2 separate regions of the Homo sapiens genome follow, and region 1 is linked to region 2. Evidence: chromatin contacts called from ENCODE Hi-C or POLR2A ChIA-PET data. All regions are on one chromosome and are shown on one strand. The core of a region is the stretch at or near the end of the contact, and the rest is flanking DNA. Distances in the headings are between cores, read along the strand shown.

What was found. Hi-C counts contacts between places; a loop is a spot of excess contacts on that map. ChIA-PET counts read pairs that join two places held with the same protein, here RNA polymerase II (POLR2A).
Region 1: a loop to region 2 is called in a map of PC-9, with 5 times the contacts of the local background. The contact joins the enhancer-like site here to the promoter of TXNDC11-AS1 in region 2. A Hi-C loop is called at or near these places in 1 of 168 maps with a recorded cell type or tissue (PC-9). POLR2A ChIA-PET finds 5 or more read pairs at or near these places in 1 of 52 experiments (HEK293).

What each region holds. Positions count from the first base shown.
Region 1 is chr16:12,339,809-12,345,226 of GRCh38, reverse strand. The region is part of intron 15 of SNX29 (sorting nexin 29); the gene reads right to left. Among named protein-coding and RNA genes, the nearest start is that of SNX29-AS2, 30 kb to the left of the region's middle. RefSeq lists an enhancer at 2,706-3,905. Within about 2 kb of position 3,611, at least 2 of the 41 ENCODE cell types and tissues checked have a DNase peak (open chromatin) inside an H3K27ac peak, as active enhancers do; they include PC-9, where a contact is called at or near this core.
Region 2 is chr16:11,741,089-11,746,010 of GRCh38, reverse strand. It overlaps TXNDC11-AS1 (TXNDC11 antisense RNA 1), which reads right to left and starts at 2,997. Exons shown (of 1, transcript NR_186412.1): 1 at 1,505-2,997. TXNDC11 (thioredoxin domain containing 11) reads left to right here and starts at 3,154. Exons shown (of 12, transcript NM_015914.7): 1 at 3,154-3,534. The coding sequence starts at 3,281. RefSeq lists silencers at 2,652-3,174, 3,037-3,706.

The DNA of each region.
Region 1 (5,418 bases), core at 2,362-4,861, 600 kb before region 2:
GGTGTAGCATGCACTTCTGCAGATGGTAATGTCTCCTGGGCAGTTCACAGCTCTAGCGCAGAGCACAGGATCTTACCCAACTCCACGTGTGTTACTGGAGATCACTGCCAAAGCCACTGACAACACCAGACACTTGTAGGGCTTATTTCTGCTGCATGGATTATGGGAGGGTCAGCGGAAAAAGGGGCAGAGGCCTCTTTCCTTAAACGTAGCATATGAGGTGGTTTACTTGGCGCCACACAATGGGTGTAATTATAGTTCCATCACAAGCACAAAACATGGTGCTCGGCTAGGCCTGTGAAAATGGGGCCGGAATTACTTTAAAAAGGCTCTGCTGGCCTCTCCTTTCAAAAGCACAGTGGTTACAGGCTGGCTTGCAGAGGACGGCTATTGATTTCCCAAGACCTGGGAGTTAGAAGGCAGCGCAGCGTTGGCCTCCTCTCCTCCCCAGCACAGAAAGCCTTCTCCAGCCTGCTGGGCAGGCAGCCCAGGAGGAGAAAGAGGAAGAGGAGGATACAGTGAGGCCACTGTCATTAAGAGCAAACATTTACTGAGCATGTATTGGACGCCAGACCCAACCCTAAGCCCCATCCTTGTGTTAACTTATCCATACAAGGCCTGTCCATGGCTCCTTCTTAAGAAACTTATCTTCAATATCTGAAAATTCTCAGATTCTTTCATTCATTTATTCATTCATTCCACAAACATCTACTGAGCATCTACCATTTGCCAAACCCTGTTTTAAACACTATGGATACAGCAGCAAACAAGAGAGACTCTTGCCCTCATGGTTTCTATATTCTAGCTAGTGGTTCCATCTACAGATTGAGGAAATGGAGGCTCACGGAGGTTTAGTCCTAGGCAAAGCTAACACTAAAGGCCGTGGGATTGGAACCAGAGTCCTTTCTCACACCACCATGCTGGACAATCTCTCTCTGCTTTGGGTTATTTTATAAACCCTCTCCCTTTGTGAGGTTGTATTAGTCTGTTCTCATGCTGCTGACAAAGACATACCCAAGACTGGGTAATTTATAAAGAAAAAGAGGTTTAATGGACTCACAAGTTCCACATGACTGGGGAGGCCTCCCAATCTGGCAGAAGGCGAAAGGCATGTCTTATATGGCGGCAGACAAGAGAGTGAATGAGAGCCAAGAGAAAGAGGAAACCTCTCATAAAACCATCAGATCTCATGAGACTCACTACCACAAGAACAGGAGAGGGGAACAACCTCTGTGATTCAATTATCTCACACTGGGTCCCTCCCACAACATGTGGGAATTATGGGAGCTACAATTCAAGATGAGATTTAGGTGGGGACACAGCTAAACCACAGAAGAGGTCAAATGCACCTCCCTGCACAGGCCTGGAAGCACTAATTCATTTACTTATTCAGTCATTCATTCACGTTTCTTCATTCATTCAACAAACATTTATTGAGCAACGGTGTGCCAGGCACTGATCTGAGCTCTGGGCATCAGTGTGACAAGGACCCTGCCCCTGCCCCTGCCCCTGCCCTCACAGAGCTCCCTATCTCGTGGGGATCTAGGTGGTCAACGGTTCTCAGACAAAGTGGCCAGTGGCACAGCAGGAAGACTACGGTCCCTGGGAACAGGAAGGGGAGGCAGCTACCCGTCCTAGGGCTTGTGATACTAAGCTGAGGCCAAAGGCAGGAAGAGGTCAGCTGGCAGGAGGCATGAGAACAGGTTCACACCCAAGCCCCATCATTCATCTGCTCCCATTTCCTCGGCTATAAAGTGGGGCTCCATCGTATCGAGCAGGATTTTAAACATGGTTAAGATGTGACTTCAGAGCAGCCAGCCTGGCACAGGGCCTGGGGCAGCTTCTCTTTATCTCCGAGAATAGGTTGCTGGACACAGAAGTTATTTAGTACCGTGAAGCTAACACTAGCACACCAAGTCAGAAGTTTTCTGGAAAACATTTCACCCTGAAGTGCTGCTTTTCCATTCATTCTGCAAGGTGCTGGAAAGCACAGGCTTTCACATAAAGATGTGAATTCTGAAATTATGTGGCTCTTTGTCGTGTTCTCATGTCTTGAGAAATCAGTGGAGGCTGGTGTGCGTTTTTAATCATATTCCCTTCGAAGTAGCACACAGAGACCTCCTGAATATTTCAACCACGGGCTCAATAAATTATGTCCAAGTTTCAAGAGAAAGACAGTAAATGAAAGAACATTAAATTTTATGAGCATCAAAATGTTGTTTTCCTTTGAGAGTCTCTTTCTCACACCCAACAGCACTCCCGTAAAGCTGCCAAGAGCCTCCTTCAGGTAAAGGCTGGCTTGCTCCTCCCAGGAAGGGGTATGCAGCCATTCATTTGTGCCAAGCAGTAATTCATGAACACCAGCACCTGGACAGAGGGAAGACTGTGCTCAAATGTGAGCGAGCACTGTGGGGTACTGGTCTGGGGGATGAACTTGGAGCTGGACGGCCAGGATTCTGTCCCAGTCTGCCAGTAACTTGCTGGGTGACCTTGGGTAAATCATTCAACCTCTCTGGACCTCAGTTTCTGCATCTGAAAAATGGTGGCCATAGGAGCTCTTACATGATAGCGTTGTTATGAGGACTAAATGAGCCAATATACAACTCAAGCTTCGTAAAAGACACAAGATTCTGATTCTTACAGCTTTGATTGACACACAGAACTGGGCACATCCCTACAACTTCCTTAAGCCCCACAGACATTACAATGGAAAGACGAGATGGTATAGTTTAAAACAACAACATGGAATTTAAGGGCTTGAATCTGGGACCACACTTCACTGGCTGTGTCCCATGAACGGGGCAGCCATTGTTTCTACACAGCTCTGAACACCCCTAAGCCTCATGGTTTCATCAGCAACATGGAGACTGTAATCTCTTCTCTCCATGGGACACTGAAGATATGACCGAGATCTTGTATGTTAAAATGCCAAGCATACACTCTTGCCCTCAGGAGGCATGCAGCAGACATCTGTGACTTTTCTTCCCTTGCAGAGGGCAACAGGCAATAAAACTTTTTCTCTGGGTGACTCATATCCCCATGATATACGCAGTGAAGGTAAGTGCAAAAGTATCACAATGCTTCCCTGCCTAGGCCACCCCCAACAGAGTGGCTCATCAAATGTGATCTTCTTCTGTTTTCTATTCAACAGTCAGCATTACAAGACCACATCTACCTCCCAGAATCTGGGAGAGGTAAAAGAGTTCACGTTCTCAGCAGCATCTATGAAGCTGGGGTCTCAAGCCTAAATTTCTTTACTTCCTGGCACGAAGCACTGTGCTGGAAATGACCTGGCAGCTACGGAGTCACTAGCCCACAGCTGCTCTAATCCCTACAATGGGAATGTCATGAAGACAACAAGTGGGTCCTTGTGGCAGAGATACTGGTGCTCACCATGCACCCTACCTGCTCCCCAAGCTTCCCAGCCCCCTCTGCACAACAGGGCACAAGCTTCTGACTTAGGGCCAACGAGTTCCAGGTGGAAGTGACAAATGTTTCTTCTGAGTCATAGCATAGGACTGCTGGCGTGTGACCCTGCACCATCCCTTCCCTGTAACACTAAGTGAGAAAGCCATGGTGTGGCCACAAGATGGGAGCCTCTGTCCACCTAGATTTCTGAGTCATTATGTGGAGCAGAACAGTCCCACTGTTGCCCTTGGGCAACCCATGTTGGACACATACGAACAGGAAATAAGCTTTTATTTTGTTAAAGACCGAGATTGAGGATCATTTGTTACTGTGGCAGAACCAATCCTATTCTGACATGTGTCAACTTGACAACCCTGTATCTTCCTAGCTCTCTCACAATGGGCCTGAAAGTCTGAGGAAAGGCACAGAGGCCAAAGACATTTGTTAAAGGCAGCTTTGCAACAGCCACAGGAAGTAGGTATCATGATATCCTTTTACCCAAGAAGAAACTGGTCTCAGACACATTAAATCATTTGTTCAAGGTCATACAAATCACAAGTGGTGAAGTCAGAATTTGAACCCAGGTCTATCCATCACAAGACTTGTATTCTGTCTGCTATATGGGCCCAGGCAGTACTTTCTAATGAGTTTGTCTGTGAAAGCCCCAAATACAATTCAAATCTCTCCTTGGGCTCCAATAATAATAGTAACCATAGGTTGGATGCGTTCCACAGGCCAGACACTCTTCTTGGTCCTTTATCAATATTCCTTCACTGTAATCATCACGTCTCTTCAAGGCATTATGCCCATTCTACAGGTAAGGAAATAGGGGCTTAGAAGAGACTGTAGGATGAGTTCTCATAACCTCATGGTGAAGTAAATAGAGGAAAGATGCCAGTGGTGACAGACAAAGGATAGGGGCCCCTTTAGTGGATGGAAGGCAAAGACTCCACGTAAAAGGCTATAAAGCGGGACACTGAGGAACACTCTCCACTGGAGGATCTCAGACCTTCAAGAACCCACAAAGATGCTTCAATGCCCAAGATACCACATGCTCCGGGTGACCTAATCAGACTCTTAGAGATGTTTGCTGCCGGGGTTGTGAAAGAGAGACAGGGGAGATCGTCCCTTCTGGTCCCTCCCGACTGTTCTCGCAGTTCTAGCCTCTTGTCTACCTGGCCACCAGGTGCAAGTTACTGATAATAACCTCACACTGCCCCCAAGTGGTCACTCTGCTCCAGATGACTCACAGACCAACGTTTCCAGAACTCCAAACACAAATCTGTTCAATGCAAAACCATGCTCTTCCCATTCTGTCTCCCACATCCATCCATCCTTACTATTACATGCCAAGCACTGTCTAGACACTGGGGATACAACAGGGAACAAACAGATAAAAGCTCCTTCCTCCTCTGAGCTTACATCCTAGAGCTCAAGGTTAGGAATGCTTACTGACTGAGGAACATTGTCTTTATGCCCCGTTACAGAGAATAGGACTTCAAACAAAAGGTTGGGCTTCAATAGAAATTCTCCTTCCTTTGCAGAGACCAGATTCTGCATCTGAGAAATTAACCAGGATTTCTACAGCTGCATTCCATTCTAGTTAGTTTCTCCAGGGAAGGAGAAGAAGGGGAGGAGGATGGAGAAGATGACGATGATGAAAACAAAGATGAAAAAGAAAACAATTTTTGGCTAAGAAACTAAACCTGATCATTATGTCTTGGATTTAAATCTAAAAAGTGATCGTCTCCAATTCCTCATTTGATGCTAAAAGACCCTTTTTCAGTGACCCTCATGGTGAACATCTCTCTTTTTCTCTCTGCCCAAGATGAATTCCCCTCTTTTTTGGCTAATGGAATCCTGCTTTTTCTTAAGAAACCACCTCTCTTCCTAGTGATCTGGGGAAGCTGACCAAACGCCCCCACTGACTGTTGGCCACGTGCCCTGGCCCTGCCAATGAGTGTATTTCATCCTTTAGCCACAGTGACTGGTTCAGGGATGGCAGAAGAC
Region 2 (4,922 bases), core at 1,748-4,247:
CACGTTCTGAGAAATAACATTGTTAGGTGATACCAGTGTTGTGTGAACATCCATAGCGTACACTCACACAAACCTAGACAGTATAGCCTACTACCACGCCTAGGCTATTGCTATATAGTATATGGTATAGCCTATTGCTCCTAGGCTACAAACCAGTACAGCATGTTACTATACTAAATATCTTAGGCAACTGTAACACAGTGGTATTTGTGTATCTAAATTTACCCAAACATAGAAAAAGTATAGTGGGCCGGGACTGGTGGCTTACGCCTTTAATCCCAACACTTTGGGAGGCCAAGGCAGGCAGATCACTTGAGGTCAGGAGTTCGAGACCAGCCTGGCCACCATGGGAAAACCCCATCACTACAAAAAATACAAAAATTAGCCAGACATGGTGGCACACGCCTGTAATCCCAACTACTTGGGAGGCAGAGGCATGAGAATTGTTTGAACCCAGGAGGTGGAGGTTGTAGTGAGCCAAGATGGTGCCACTGCACTCCAGCCTGGGTGACAGGGCAAGACTCTGTCAAAGAAAAGAAACAGTACAATAAAAACAGTATCATAATTTTCTGGGACCACTGTCACAGCACATGACACATATATATTCCTCTGCCCCATTCCCTCCTCAAACCCCGAGCAACTTGATCTTGGTATAAAAAGTGGCCAAGAGGCTGGGCGTGGTGGCTCATGCCTGTAGTCCTAGCACTTTGGGAGGCCGAGGCGGGTGGATCACCTTAGGTCAGGAGTTTGAGACCAGCCTGGCCAACATGGTGAAACCCTATCTCTACTAAAAATATAAAAATTAGCCAGGCGTGGTGGTGGGCACCTGTAATCCCAGCTACTTGGGAGGCTGAGGCAGGAGAATTGCTTGAATCCAAGAGACGGAGGTTGCAGTGAGCCGACCTGGTGCCACTGCACTCCAGCCTGGGCGATAGAGTGAGACTCCATCTCAAAGAAAAAAAAAAAAAAAAGTGGCTATGGAAAACTCAGATACAAGTTGGTGTGGACGAGTTAGGGCTGACCTAACCTATGAAAAGTAGTACAGCCTGACCCGAAAGGCCTAGTGTATTTTGAAACAAATTTATAATTGTTTCAGAAGAACGTTCTGGGCCAGCTGCAGTGGCTCAGACTTGTGATCCCAGGACTCTCGGAGTCCAGAGCAGGAGGATCACTTGAGGCCAGGAGTTCAAGACCAGCCTGGGCAGCACAGTGAGATCCCATCTCTACAAAAAATAAAAAAGAGAACATTCTGCTGCCAGAGCAGGGCCCCAGTTGCTCAGAAAGTGAAGAGGAAAGGAGGCATTCTTTTGTTAATCCAGGGTGGTTTTCTGGTCAGTAAGACACTGCCTTGCATTTGCTCACAAAGGACTATGGGTTTTGTGAGATTAAACCACAGACAACGAAAGTACTTTGGACCTTATGAAGCCCTGTGCAAATGTCAGATGTCTTATGGAAGTGTAGGGTAAATTCTGTTGCAGCAAGCTACAGTGAATGAGGACACTGGTGACTTTTGACCATATTTATTTTCTTTAGCAATAAATTGTGTAACTCTAATCTACACAAAGGAATCAACAGAAGTATAAGTGGCAAATTAGAAGGTTAAAAAAACTCTGTAACTATATATTTTTTCTCAGCTTTTTAAAACAAGATTAACACTGTATGGTTGGGTTTGTAACATAGATAATAAGGGTAATAATAACACAAAACAGAGATGAGGGACAAGTTAAAAATAAAGGAATTAATGTTATACGAGAAAATAGCTACTTTCTACAAAATAAGGCAGTATAGAAGAAACAAAAAGATGTGACAGGTGGGCGCAGTGACTCATGCTTTTACATAATCCTAACGCTTTGGGAGGTCGAAGGGGGAAGATCGCTTGAGCCCAGGAGTTCAAGACCAGCCTAGGCAACATGGAGAGACCTTGTCTCCACAAAAAAAAAAAATTAGCTGGGCGTAGTCGCACACATCTGTGTTGCCTACTACTTGGGAGGCTGACGGGGGTGGATCGCTTGAGCTGGGGTTGTCAAGGCTTCAGTGTGCTATGATTGCGCCATTGCACTCCAGCCTGGGTGACACAAGACCCTGTATCAAAAAACAACCAAAAAAAAAAAAAAAGTGACATATAGAAAAGAAATAGCAAAATGGTCGGTGTACATGAACTCACAACATGTTGGGCCTGGGTGGTTGACACATTAAATGTCTGGCCAATTGAGCAAGACAGCCATTGATTGCCCCATTCTACATCCACAGAAGCAGAACCAGACAGGAAGTGATGAGATTTGCACGTGGGTCACATAGCTGACCTGTGGCAGAGGTGGCGTCTCAGCTACTGGCCGTTAGCTGTGCCTTCTGTTTGTGGCATAACACCATATTGCCTTAATGCCCTCGAAGTTTTATTTGTCTAGTTTGTTGTTATTGACATTGGAGGACAAGTCCTTTTTTTTTTTTTGAGACAAGAGTCTCTCTCTCTCTCTCCCCCAGACGGGAGTGCAGTGGCGCCATCTCCACTCACTGCAACCTCCGCCTCCAGGGTTCAAGCAATTCTCTGCCTCAGCCTCCCAAGCAGCTAGGATTACAGGCGCCCGCCACCACGCCCGGCTAATATATTTGTATTTTTAGTAGAGACGAGGTTTCACCATGTTGGCCAGGCTGGTCTTGAACGCCTGGTCTCATGTAATCTGCCCGCCTTGGCCTCCCAACGTGCTGGGATTACAGGCTTGAGCCACCGCGCCCGGCCGTGTTTTTTTTTTCTTCAGTTAAGTTGGGATAAAAAACGGCACCTACGTGCTTCGGGGCCTGTAGTGAGAATGGTGGACACGATTATTGTCGTTACGGCTCCTAAAACCCAGCGCGGCGAGAGCAGACTACAGCGGTGTCAAGGTTCCAAGTATTCCCCGCGGGCCTTATCCCAAGGGAGCAGCTTCTCCACGCCCCGCGACGGCGCCTGCGCAGACTCCGTGAGCGGGGTCGTGACCGGTGGGGCCAAGACTGGGCTGCGGGCGGGGAAGGCTTCCGTGCATTTACGTAGGGTGCAGGGCGTGGCCCGTTGGGGGCGGGGATTTGGGCGGTGTCGGTGCCCGCCCGGACTCCGTGAGCGGTGGGCGGAGCTGCGTGCTCTGGGGTGTGAGGTGGGGCGGACCCCGCGGCGGCGGCGCGGCTGACGTGGAGCGTCCGGGTTAGCGGGTGCGGCGAGCTGCGGGATTGGGGAGCAACGGGCCGGGCCGGGCCTTCGGGCCCGAGGCGGCGGCGGCGGTATAAAGCCGGCGACTGGGAGCATGTAATGTCGGAATGCGGAGGCCGCGGCGGCGGCAGCAGCAGCAGCGAGGACGCCGAGGACGAGGGAGGGGGCGGCGGCGGCCCCGCGGGCTCAGACTGCCTCAGCTCGAGCCCGACCCTGGCCACAGCGTCCTCGGCGGGCCGGCTCCGTCGCGGGCTGCGTGGCGCCTTCCTCATGGCGCGCCAGCGGCCGGAGCTGCTCTGCGGGGCCGTGGCGCTCGGCTGCGCGCTGCTCCTCGCCCTCAAGTTCACCTGCAGGTGAGGCGGCCCGGACCCTGGGGCCCCGCTAGGGCGCTCCCCTTGCTCTGCCGCCTGGAGCCTGCAGGGCCGGGTCGCAGCGGCCTCAGCCGGGGAAGTCGGGCCTGACCTTGCCCAGGACGGCTGACCCCTCCCGGAACCTGCGGCCACGGCTTCCCACCTTCTCCTCGCCCCGGCCCGCCCGCGGACATTATGGCGAGGCTTCCGGGTGGAGCCCTGCGCCCTATCGTCCCGCTTTAGTGCCGAGGGAGGCGGGTCGGGGGTGCTCCTCACCTGTTGGAGTCACTAGGGGTGGACCTGTCACTTCGGCCCGGGCTGTAGGACCCTCATTTCTCACCGATTTCATTCCCCTTAAGCTTCAGGTGTAGTGATCCACAACCTTGCGAGAGTTCCAGACCCCTTTTAGAATTCCCGCACTCATTGATCTAACGATTATTTTTATTTTGAGACGGAGTCACGCATTGTGTCCCAGGCAGGAGTGCAGTGGCGCGATCTCGGCTCACTGAAACCTCCGCCTCCCGGGTTCAAGGGGTTCTTCTGCCTCAGCTCCTGAGTAGCTCGGATTACAGGCGCGCGCCACCACGCCTGGCTAATTTTTGTATTTTTAGTAGAGACAGAGTTTCACCACGTTGGCCAGGCTGGTCTCGAACTCCTGACCTCACGTGATCCACCCGTCTCGGCCTCCCAAAGTGCTGGGATTACAGGCGAGAGCCCCGCACCCGGCCTGATCTAACGATTATTTATCTGCACCTACTATGTGCCGGACGCTCGTCCGGGTGAACTTTTTGCTCCCTTGAGTGGATGGGACAGTGAACAAGTAAATATAATTTTTTAAAGCTTCAGTGCTATGCAGGGCATAGAAACGATGGCGGTGGGGAAAGACTTCCTAAGGAAGTGACATTTGAAGCTTATACAAAAAGGAGAAGGGACCAGCGCTGGGAAGATCCCGGGGGAGCGTGTCCACGGTAGAGCGAACAGCAAATGCAGAGTTTCTGAGGCTGGGCAAGCTTGGTGTTTCCCTGGAATTGATAAAAAGGCCTGACAGTAGGCTGGGGTGTAGGGGGTAGGAACATGAAAGTTCATGTGTGTCTTTTCAGGAATGTACACACATACAAAATTTGCTGTATATTTCAGGTGTACTTCTGGTCTCCCAAATCCACAGTGGGTCTTTTGGGATTCCAGTTTATAAGATCTGTATTGCTACTATGATATCTGTGATTTCACCTCGGAACATTTTTGAGTTTATTTAGCACGATATGTGGCCAGTTGTCAAAGAGGTGTCAAAAGATCGGGGATTTTAGTGGAAAGATAAATTATAATAACTCTCAGTGAGCATTTTCCATAGGCCAGGTACTGTCAGCAGGGTTTCTCCGTCTTGGCACTGTTGA